Regions from separate parts of the Homo sapiens genome. Here region 1 is linked to region 2. The links are chromatin contacts, found by Hi-C or POLR2A ChIA-PET in ENCODE. All regions are on one chromosome and are shown on one strand. The core of a region is the stretch at or near the end of the contact, and the rest is flanking DNA. Distances in the headings are between cores, read along the strand shown.

Evidence for each region. Hi-C counts contacts between places; a loop is a spot of excess contacts on that map. ChIA-PET counts read pairs that join two places held with the same protein, here RNA polymerase II (POLR2A). Pooled maps may share reads with other maps.
Region 1: a map of CD8-positive, alpha-beta T cell shows a loop between it and region 2 (9-fold over the local background). The contact joins the promoter of DYNC2I2 here to the promoter of ZER1 in region 2. A Hi-C loop is called at or near these places in 10 of 168 maps with a recorded cell type or tissue (B cell, CD4-positive, alpha-beta T cell, CD4-positive, alpha-beta memory T cell and 5 more), 22 of 37 single-sample maps with no recorded cell type and 28 of 50 pooled maps. POLR2A ChIA-PET finds 5 or more read pairs at or near these places in 10 of 52 experiments (CD4-positive, alpha-beta T cell, H1, HEK293 and 7 more).

Annotation. Positions count from the first base shown.
Region 1 is chr9:128,654,505-128,658,861 of GRCh38, forward strand. It overlaps DYNC2I2 (dynein 2 intermediate chain 2), which reads right to left and starts at 2,343. Exons shown (of 9, transcript NM_052844.4): 1 at 2,037-2,343. The coding sequence starts at 2,222. RefSeq lists enhancers at 1,755-2,399, 2,373-2,582, 2,400-3,043 and a silencer at 1,863-2,192.
Region 2 is chr9:128,769,546-128,773,579 of GRCh38, forward strand. It overlaps ZER1 (zyg-11 related cell cycle regulator), which reads right to left and starts at 2,382. Exons shown (of 16, transcript NM_006336.4): 1 at 2,036-2,382. It overlaps LOC124902282 (a long non-coding RNA gene), which reads left to right and starts at 1,789. Exons shown (of 2, transcript XR_007061804.1): 1 at 1,789-2,003. RefSeq lists enhancers at 1,969-2,018, 2,747-3,473 and a silencer at 2,209-2,678.

The DNA of each region.
Region 1 (4,357 bases), core at 1,093-3,592, 120 kb before region 2:
AGCCCCACCTGCCTCCTCAAACAGACAGATTTGCCCTAGGGCCTTTGCACTGACCTTTTTTTCCCCCTGTAAAGTTAGGGTCTCATTCTGTTACCCAAACTGGAACACAGTGGTGCAATCATAGCTCACTGCAGCCTCCAACTCCTGGGCTCAAGGGATCCTCCTGCCTCAGCTGCTCAAGTAGCTGGAAATACAGGCACAATGCCAGGGCACCCTACTTTGCACTTGACTTTTCATCTCCTTAGATGACTCTACCCCAGGTATCCACTTAGCCCACGCTCACTCCTCCAAATCTTTGCTAAAATGTCACCCTCACTGTAGCCCACCTGGCAAACCACCCTCTCAATCCCCAACCCAGTCCTTCCAATCTCTCAGCTTTCTCTTTTGTCCACGGCACTATTCACCTTCTAACACACTGCATAATTTACTTATTAAATATACTGTTAATGTTACAGCCGTTGCCACTGCCCCATGTAAGCTCGAGGAGGGAGAGATGTCCGTCTTCTTCTCTGATGAGTCCCCAACCCTTGAACCGCTCCTAGCACACAGCAGGTGCTCAAGCTGAAAGTCCGCACAGACCCCTTGGGAGAGGCCTTGAGCACGCAGCATCTCATCTCATCAGAGCATCTCCTTTCGTGTGCGTTTGATTAAACACCTGGAAAACTGGCTTATCTAGAATTTACAATGCAGTTTGGTCATTTAAAAGTTAGCCTGGGCCGGCGCGGTGGCTCACACCTGTAATCCCAGCACTTTGGGAGGCCGAGGCGGGTGGATCACAATGTCAGGAGATCGAGACCATCCTGGCTAACACGGTGAAACCCCGTCTCTACTAAAAAAAAAAAAAAAAAAAAAAAAAATTAGCCGGGCGTGGTGGCGGGCGCCTGTAGTCCCAGCTACTAGGGAGGCTGAGGCAGGAGAATGGCATAAACCCGGGAGGCGGAGCTTGCAGTGAGCAGAGATCGCGCCATTGCACTCCAGCCCGGGCGACAGAGCGAGACTCCGTCTCCAAAAAAAAAAAAAAGAGAAAGAAACCAAGTAGCGCCGAAACCAAGTAGCTGGCACTACTACACTCCAGCCTGGGCGACAGAGTGAGACTCTGTCTCAAAAAAAAGAAAAAAAAGAAGGCCGGGCGCGGTGGCTCACGCCTGTAATCCCAGCACTTTGGAAGGCCGAGGAGGGCGGATCACGAGGACAGGAGATGGAAACCATTCTGGCTAACACTGTGAAACCCCGTCTCTACTAAAAAATACAAAAAAATTAGCCAGGCGTGCTGGCGGCCGCCTGTAGTCCCAGCTACTGGGGAGGCTGGGGCAGGAGAATGGCGTGAACCTGGGAGGCGGAGTTTGCAGTGAGCCGAGTTCGCGCCACTGCACTCCAGCCTGGGCGACAGAGCGAGACTGTCTCAAAAAAAAAAAAAAAAAGCCTGAACGCGGTGGCTCACACCTGTAATCCCAGCACTTTGGGAGGCCGAGGAAGGAGGACAGCTTAAGCCCAGGAGTTGGAGACCAGCCAGGGCAACACATGGAGACCCCATCTCTACAAGATAATAAATAAATAAACAGCCAGCGTGGTGGCCCGCGCCTGAGGTCCCAGATACTCTGGATGCGCAGGTGGGAGGATCGCTCAGCACCGGGGGCTGAGGCTGCAGTGAGCCGAGATCGCACCACTGCACTCCAGCCTGGGCGACAGAGCGAGACCCTGTTCAAAAAAAAAAACACAAAACAAAACCAAAAAAAGTTGTTTGAAATGCTTAAAAACTACAGTTCACACAAAATCCTTCAAAACGTGGGATCCTTGGAGGTGTTTTGTTTTTCCACTTTTTGTTGTTAAAAAATGGGCCGAAAGTATCCTCTGGGTCAGTTTCTGTGGAATAAACTGTAAAGGCAAACGGTGGGACGCCCGAACCCGCCCGGCAGCCACGGTGGGACGCCCGAACCCGCCCGGCAGCCACGGTGGGACGCCCGAACCCGCCCGGCAGCCGCGCTGCGACCCCGCCTTCCCGCCCGCGTCGCTCCGCGCGGGGCCCGCGCCCTCACCGTCTCCCAGCGGATGCCCTGGACGGCCCTCCACTGCGAGGGCACGGACGCCACACCCAGGGTCTCGTCCTGCAGCGGCCCTGGCCGCCCCGGCCCCGGGCCGCTCGCAACCCCGACTGTCGCCAGCGCCGCAACACCAGCGCTTCCCGCCTGGCTGAGTGGCCCCGGCTGCGCGCGGGTTGCCATGGAGACGGTTCCGCCCTCTCGTGCGGACGCACTCAGGCGCGACCTCCGCCCCTACGCCGCCATGAGCGGAAAACGGGGAATGTGAGGCTGACGGCGCCATGTTTGAATTGGTCGCAGCGCCTCCTGCAAGACCTGGAAGAAAGAAAAGTAACGATTCTTCTCGGCCAGAGAGAGAAGCATGACCGGTTTTGCATACCCTGTCCCCAGAAAAAGCACTCTAAGAGTAGGCGCGCTACTCCTGGGCGAGGAAACTGCGGAAGTGAGGCATTGGTGCCAGGTTCAAAGATGGCGCTGAGCAGCCAAGCGCAGAAGCGAAGAGAGGGCGGCAGCCTGCGGCCGTGGCCGGCCCGCGAGGTCTGGGCCTGGGAGCGCAGATCTGGCTGAGCAGCTGATTCTTCCAGCAGATCCGAGAACCGCGCCACTCGAACAGGCTGTCACCTCGAAGCCAAGTGATCTCCCTTTAATCCTCAGTCTCTGTCTCAATAGAATGATGATGAAAAATATTCCTACGGAGATCCTAAATGTGGTTAAAAAGCTGGGAGGCCCAAATGAGGTCTTCTACAGAAACATGCTTATTAAATCGAAATTAAAAGCAAATAACTAAATAATGTGCCTACTGTGTGTCAGGCAAAGAGCCCAGAACGTCTCTTTCTTATTAAGTTCTCACCCTGAGGAAAGAATTGCTTTTTATACTATATTATGTCGTTCTGCCATTCCGCGCGCCCCACCGGAATTAAAAAAACTGGAGATTCTGACCTGAGGACTAAAAAATAAAAATAAAGAATAAACAAATAGGCCAGGTGCGGTGGCTCACACCTGTAATCCCGGTACTTTGAGAGGCCAAGGCAGGAGGATCGCTTGAAGCCAGGAGTTCGAAACCAGCCTGAGCAACATAGTGAGAGCCCGTCTCTACAAAAAAAATGTTTTAAAACTTAGCTGGGCATGGTGGCACGTGCCTGTAGTCCCACCTACTCGGCAGGCTGAGTGTAAAGATCCCTTGAGTCCAGTAGTTTGAGGCTGCAGTGAGCTATGATTACACCACTACACTACAGCCTGAGTGATAGAGCAAGACCCTATCTCTAAAAAAATAATAATAGGCCAGACGAGATGGCCAGCACTTTGGAAGGCCAAGGCAAGAGGATCACTTGAGCCCAGGAGTTTGAGACCTGCCTGGGCAACACAGCAAGACTCCCTCTCTACAAAAAAAAATTTTTTAATTGGCCAGGCATAGTGGCACACACCTGTAGTCCCAGCTGCTCCGGAGGCCAAGGTGAGAGGATCCCTGGAGTCAGGGAAATTGAGGCTGCAGAGAGCCCTGATTGAACCACGCTGTGCTTTAGCCTGGACAAGAGAGTGAGACCCTGTCTCAAAATAATAATAATAATAACAACAAAATAATAAAAAAATTCTAAAAAATGATCTGGGAAGGATAGATGCTACTTTTTTTTTTTTTTTTTAAGACAGAGTCTCACTCTGTCGCCCAAGGTGGAGTGCAGTGGCGTGATCTCGGCTCACAGCAACCTCCACCTCCCCAGTTCAAGCGATTCTCATGCCTCAGCCTCCCAAGCAGCTGGGATTACAGGCACATGCCACCACACTGGGCTAATTTTTGTATTTTTAGTAGAGAAGGGTTTCACCATGTTGGCCAAGCTGGTCTGGAACTCCTGATCTCAAATGATCTGCCCGCCTCAGCCTGCCAAAGTGCTGGGATTACAGGCGTGGGCCACTGCGCCCAGCCTGTTTGTTTTTTTTTGAGACAGAGTCTCGCTTTGTCGTCCAGGCTGGCGTGCAGTGGCACTATCTTGGCTCACAACAACCTCCACCTCCCAGGCTCAAGTGATTCTCCTGCCTCAGCCTCTCGAGTAGCTGGGATTACAGGCAACCGCCACCACGCCTGGCCAATTTTTTGTATTTTTAGTAGAGATGGGGTTTCACCGTGTTGGCCATGCTGCTTTGAAACTCCTGACCTCAGGTGAGCCACCTCACCTGACCTAATTTTTTTTTTTTTTTTTTTTTTTGAGACAGGGTCTGGCTGTGTCACCAGGCTGGAGTAGTGGTATGATCATGGCTCACTGCAGCCTCAACCTCTCCGGGCTCAGGCCATCCAACCACCTCAGCCTCCTAAGCAGCTGGGA
Region 2 (4,034 bases), core at 1,132-3,631:
TGAGATTACAGGCATGCGTCACCACACCCGGCTAATTTTTGTATTTTTAGTAGAGATGGGGTTTCACCATGTTGGCCAGGCTGGTCTCGAACTCCTGACCTCAGGTGATCCACCTGCCTCCCAAAGTGCTGGGATTACAGGTGTGAGCCACCACACCCAGCCTGCTGTATTTTCCAGATGAGAAGATTGAGGTGGAAAAAGGTCCCGTGCCCACCTTCTCACAACCAGGAAGCAGCGGCATAACTTAACTTGATTTAATCGCAGTTCTCTGTGACCATGATTCTTTGTATTTGTTCCATCAATGGTCATTACAAAGATGGAAGAAGGGTACTTACAACCGAAGCCCCAAGCACAATGGCCATTTGTCATCTAAAACAAATCTGTATTTTCTCCAACCACCAGACACTTCAACAAGTACGGTTCTGAAAGGGTGTCCCATTAGACACCCTGTGACCCTGTATCACAAGGACAGCCCCTGATGTCTTCCCCACCTTTTTCTGGTCCCCACTGTTCTCTGACTTTCTTGCCAACCACTCTTCCCTTTCTTCAACCTGCTCCAGTCCCCCATCCTCCCACTGTTTCTTTCTTTTTTTTGAGACAGAGTCTCACTCTTGTCACCCAGGCTGGAATGCAATGGGCACAATCTCGGCTCACTGCAACCTCCACCTCTCAGGTTCAAATAATTCTCCTGCCTCAGCCTCCTGAGTAACTTGGATTACAGACATGAGCCACCACGGCCAGCTAATTTTTTTTTTGGTACTTTTAGTAGAGATGGGGTTTCACCATGTCGGCCAGGCTGGTCTTGAACTCCTGACCTCAGGTGATCCGGCTGCCTCAGCCTCCCAAAGTGCTGGGATTACAAGCGTGAGCCCTTATGCTGTTTCTTCAAATCACCAGGCATATGACCACAGGACCTTTGCATTTGCTGCGGAATGCTCTGCCACAAGAGAACTACCTGGCTTGCTCCCTCACTTATCTCTGCTCAAAGGTCACCTTACTAGAGACCTTCCCTGAACACCCTCTATAAAATGACAACTCCCAACTCCTTCCCCATGGTCCTTCCTTCTCTATTTTTCTCCAAACCACTTATTACCTCCTTACATATCATGTTTATTATTTGCTGAATGAACAAATGAACCAAAGTAGCGAGGCCCTTCACCCCTGGCCACCACTTTCTGCTCTAAGTATAGCCTCCCGTGACCCTTTTCAAGGCTATGCTTTTATGCTCATCCTAACCAGTTTGAAGTCTGAAGAGAAACATTCTGTGAAAGATCATATATGGAAGGATTTTCCCAAGACATCAGACATTCCATTCCCCTCCCCCTTAAAAATCAAATGCACTAGCTGAGCGCGGTGGCTCATGCCTGTATTTCCAGCACTTTTGGAGGCTGGAGCGGGCGGATCACTTGAGCCCAGGAGTTCGAGACCAGCTTGGGTAACATAGTGAGACCCCATCTCTATTTAAAGAAAAACAAAACAAAACAAAACGAATGGACTGACAAACACAGGCAAAGACTGGAAATCTTGGGCTCTTTCGGTCAAAGAGCAGCCAAGACAAGTTCCACCCAGAGAGCTATAGTGGCCAGCACAGTCAGTTTCACTATCAACTCACCTGTCGGGCTCCCTTGGCCCTCCGGTTGCAACCTCACCCTGTTGGATTTCCCTATACTTTGTGTCATCCCTTTTGGGAGCTGATCCAGAATCCAAGTCGTCCTTGAGCTTCTAAGCACTTCTCTGGGGGAACTTAAGCTCATCCAACAGGTAGGAGGGGCAGAGGGTGGCCCTTTCAGCCCTACACCGATCCCCCATCTTGTAGGGGCAAACGACAGAGCGTCATTTTCTTTCTGGAGGAAGGGAGCTCAGTTTTAAAGACACGATTCTCAGACCTGGCGGCAGGGATAGAGAAAGGAACCCTCCCACCACTGGCGGAGATGGACCTCAGAGAGTGGTTGCAGCGGCGATGCTTAGGCCCCGTAGGCAGGAGGCGAAGGAGGAGGACGCAGGTACGTCCCTTGGCCCGGGGTCCGGGACCTACCCTGGACGGGGCTGCCCTCAGCGTCGGGAAGCGGACGTGATGCTTCGCAGGCGAGGAGGAGCAGAGAATGCAGCCCGGGAGAATCCGGGGCCAGAGCACCTCAGGAGGTTGGGGATCTCGTCAGGCTAGAGCCGGGGTCCAGGGGAGACGGGGGTCGGCGGGGCGGAGCTTGGGATCCCGGGGACGGGAGCTCCGGGAGGGAGGGGGTCGCGACGGGGACCCCGTGGCGGTTACCTTGCCCTTAGGGCTGCCGGCGGGGCTGAGGCTCCTGGGCCCGGCCCCTCCCCCGATCCGGCTCCTACGGCTCGGAGCCTGCAGCCGCCGCCGCCTCCGCTGTCAACAAACCCGGGGCGCGTCACTTCCGGGGCCGCCCCTTAGCAACAGCGATCGGGTTCCCCCGACCCGTCCCGCGGCTAACGCGGGCGGCGGCGGCAGAAGGTTCCGGGGACCGGCGGGCGGCTCCTTTCCCCGGGCCCGGCACGTTACGCCGGTGGAGGAAGCCGCGGGATGCCCCCCCCAGGCCACCCGAGAGAACGCGTCATTCAGGGCTCTCCCTGGCCTCCGAGGGGCCTGTTCGTGGGACCCTAGGATCGGTGCCCGCCCTGGCGCTGCGGTTCACCTGAGCCCAACACTGCTGAATAGCAGGACTGACTCTGGGCGCCAGCCCCCTCCATCCAGCGCCCTGTTGAACATGTCTTGCGTTCTCCACGGGTGGCTCACACTCGCGTGTCAACCCGCAGTCATCACCGTCCCCCAAAAGGTGCTCCTAACCTCCATCTAGGGCATGCGCCACCAGGCAACCGAGCTTCCAAATGGGAAATTGGGCGGCGACCTCGGCCCCTACATTTTCCTGGGCCCCTCGTCCAGTCTCCAAGTCCTAAGGATCCTGTCAAACCAGTTCCTTCTGGCCGAGCGCAGTGGCTCACGCCTGTAATCCCAGCACTTTGGGAGGCCGAGGCACGCGGATCACCTGAGGTCAAGAGTTCGAGACCAGCCTGGCCAACATGGTGAAACGCCGTCTTTACTAAAAATACAAAAATTAGCCGAGCGTGGTGGTGCGCGCCTCTAATCCCAGCTACTCAGGAGACTGAAGCAGGAGAATCGTTTGAACCCAGGAGGCAGAGCTTGCAGTAAGCTGAGATCGCACCACTGCACTCCAGCCTGGGCGACAGAGGAAGACTCCATCTCAAAACACCATCATTTCTTCTCTGGATTTCTCTTTTTTTTTTTTTTTTTTGAGAGACGGAGTTTCTCTCTCTTGTTGCCCAGGCTGGCGGGCAATGGCCCTCAGCTCACTGCAGACTCCCCGGGTTCAAGCAATTCTCCTGCCTCAGCCTCCAAGTAGCTGGGATTACAGGCGCCTACTATCACGTCTGGCTAATTTTTGTATTTTTAGTAGAGATGGGGTTTCGCCATGTTGGGCAGGCTGGTCTCAAACTCTTGACCTCAGGTGATGCGCCCACCTCAGCCTCCCAAAGTGCTGGGATTACAGGCGTGAGCTACCACACCCTAGCTAGATGCTCCTTTCTTGAGGAACCCTTTCTTGACAGGTGCCTCAGTTCCATTCCAAGAACTAATTTTGTGGATTTCTTTTTTCTTGCATAGCACCTTTTAATCTTTGACCAGCTACAACTATGTTCGTACAGTCTTGAATCCTTAAAAAAGCTGTTGGGCTTGGCACAGTGACTCACAACCTATAATCTCAGCAGATGGGGTTGTCGAGGCTGAGGCTTGAGCCCAGGAGTTGGAGATCAGCCTGGGCAACATAGGGAGACCCCATTTCTACAAAAATTAGCAGGGCATGGTGGTGCGCATCTGTAGTCCCAGCTACTCGGGAGGCTGAAGTTGGAGGATTGCTTGAGCCCAGGAGGTGGGGAGGTACGGTTTTATGCTCCTTAAGATGGACATCATCAGAGAGACAATAACAAATGTTGACGAGGATATGGCTAGATGGGAACTCTCATATTAATACATTGCTTGGGCCAGGCGTCGTGGCTCA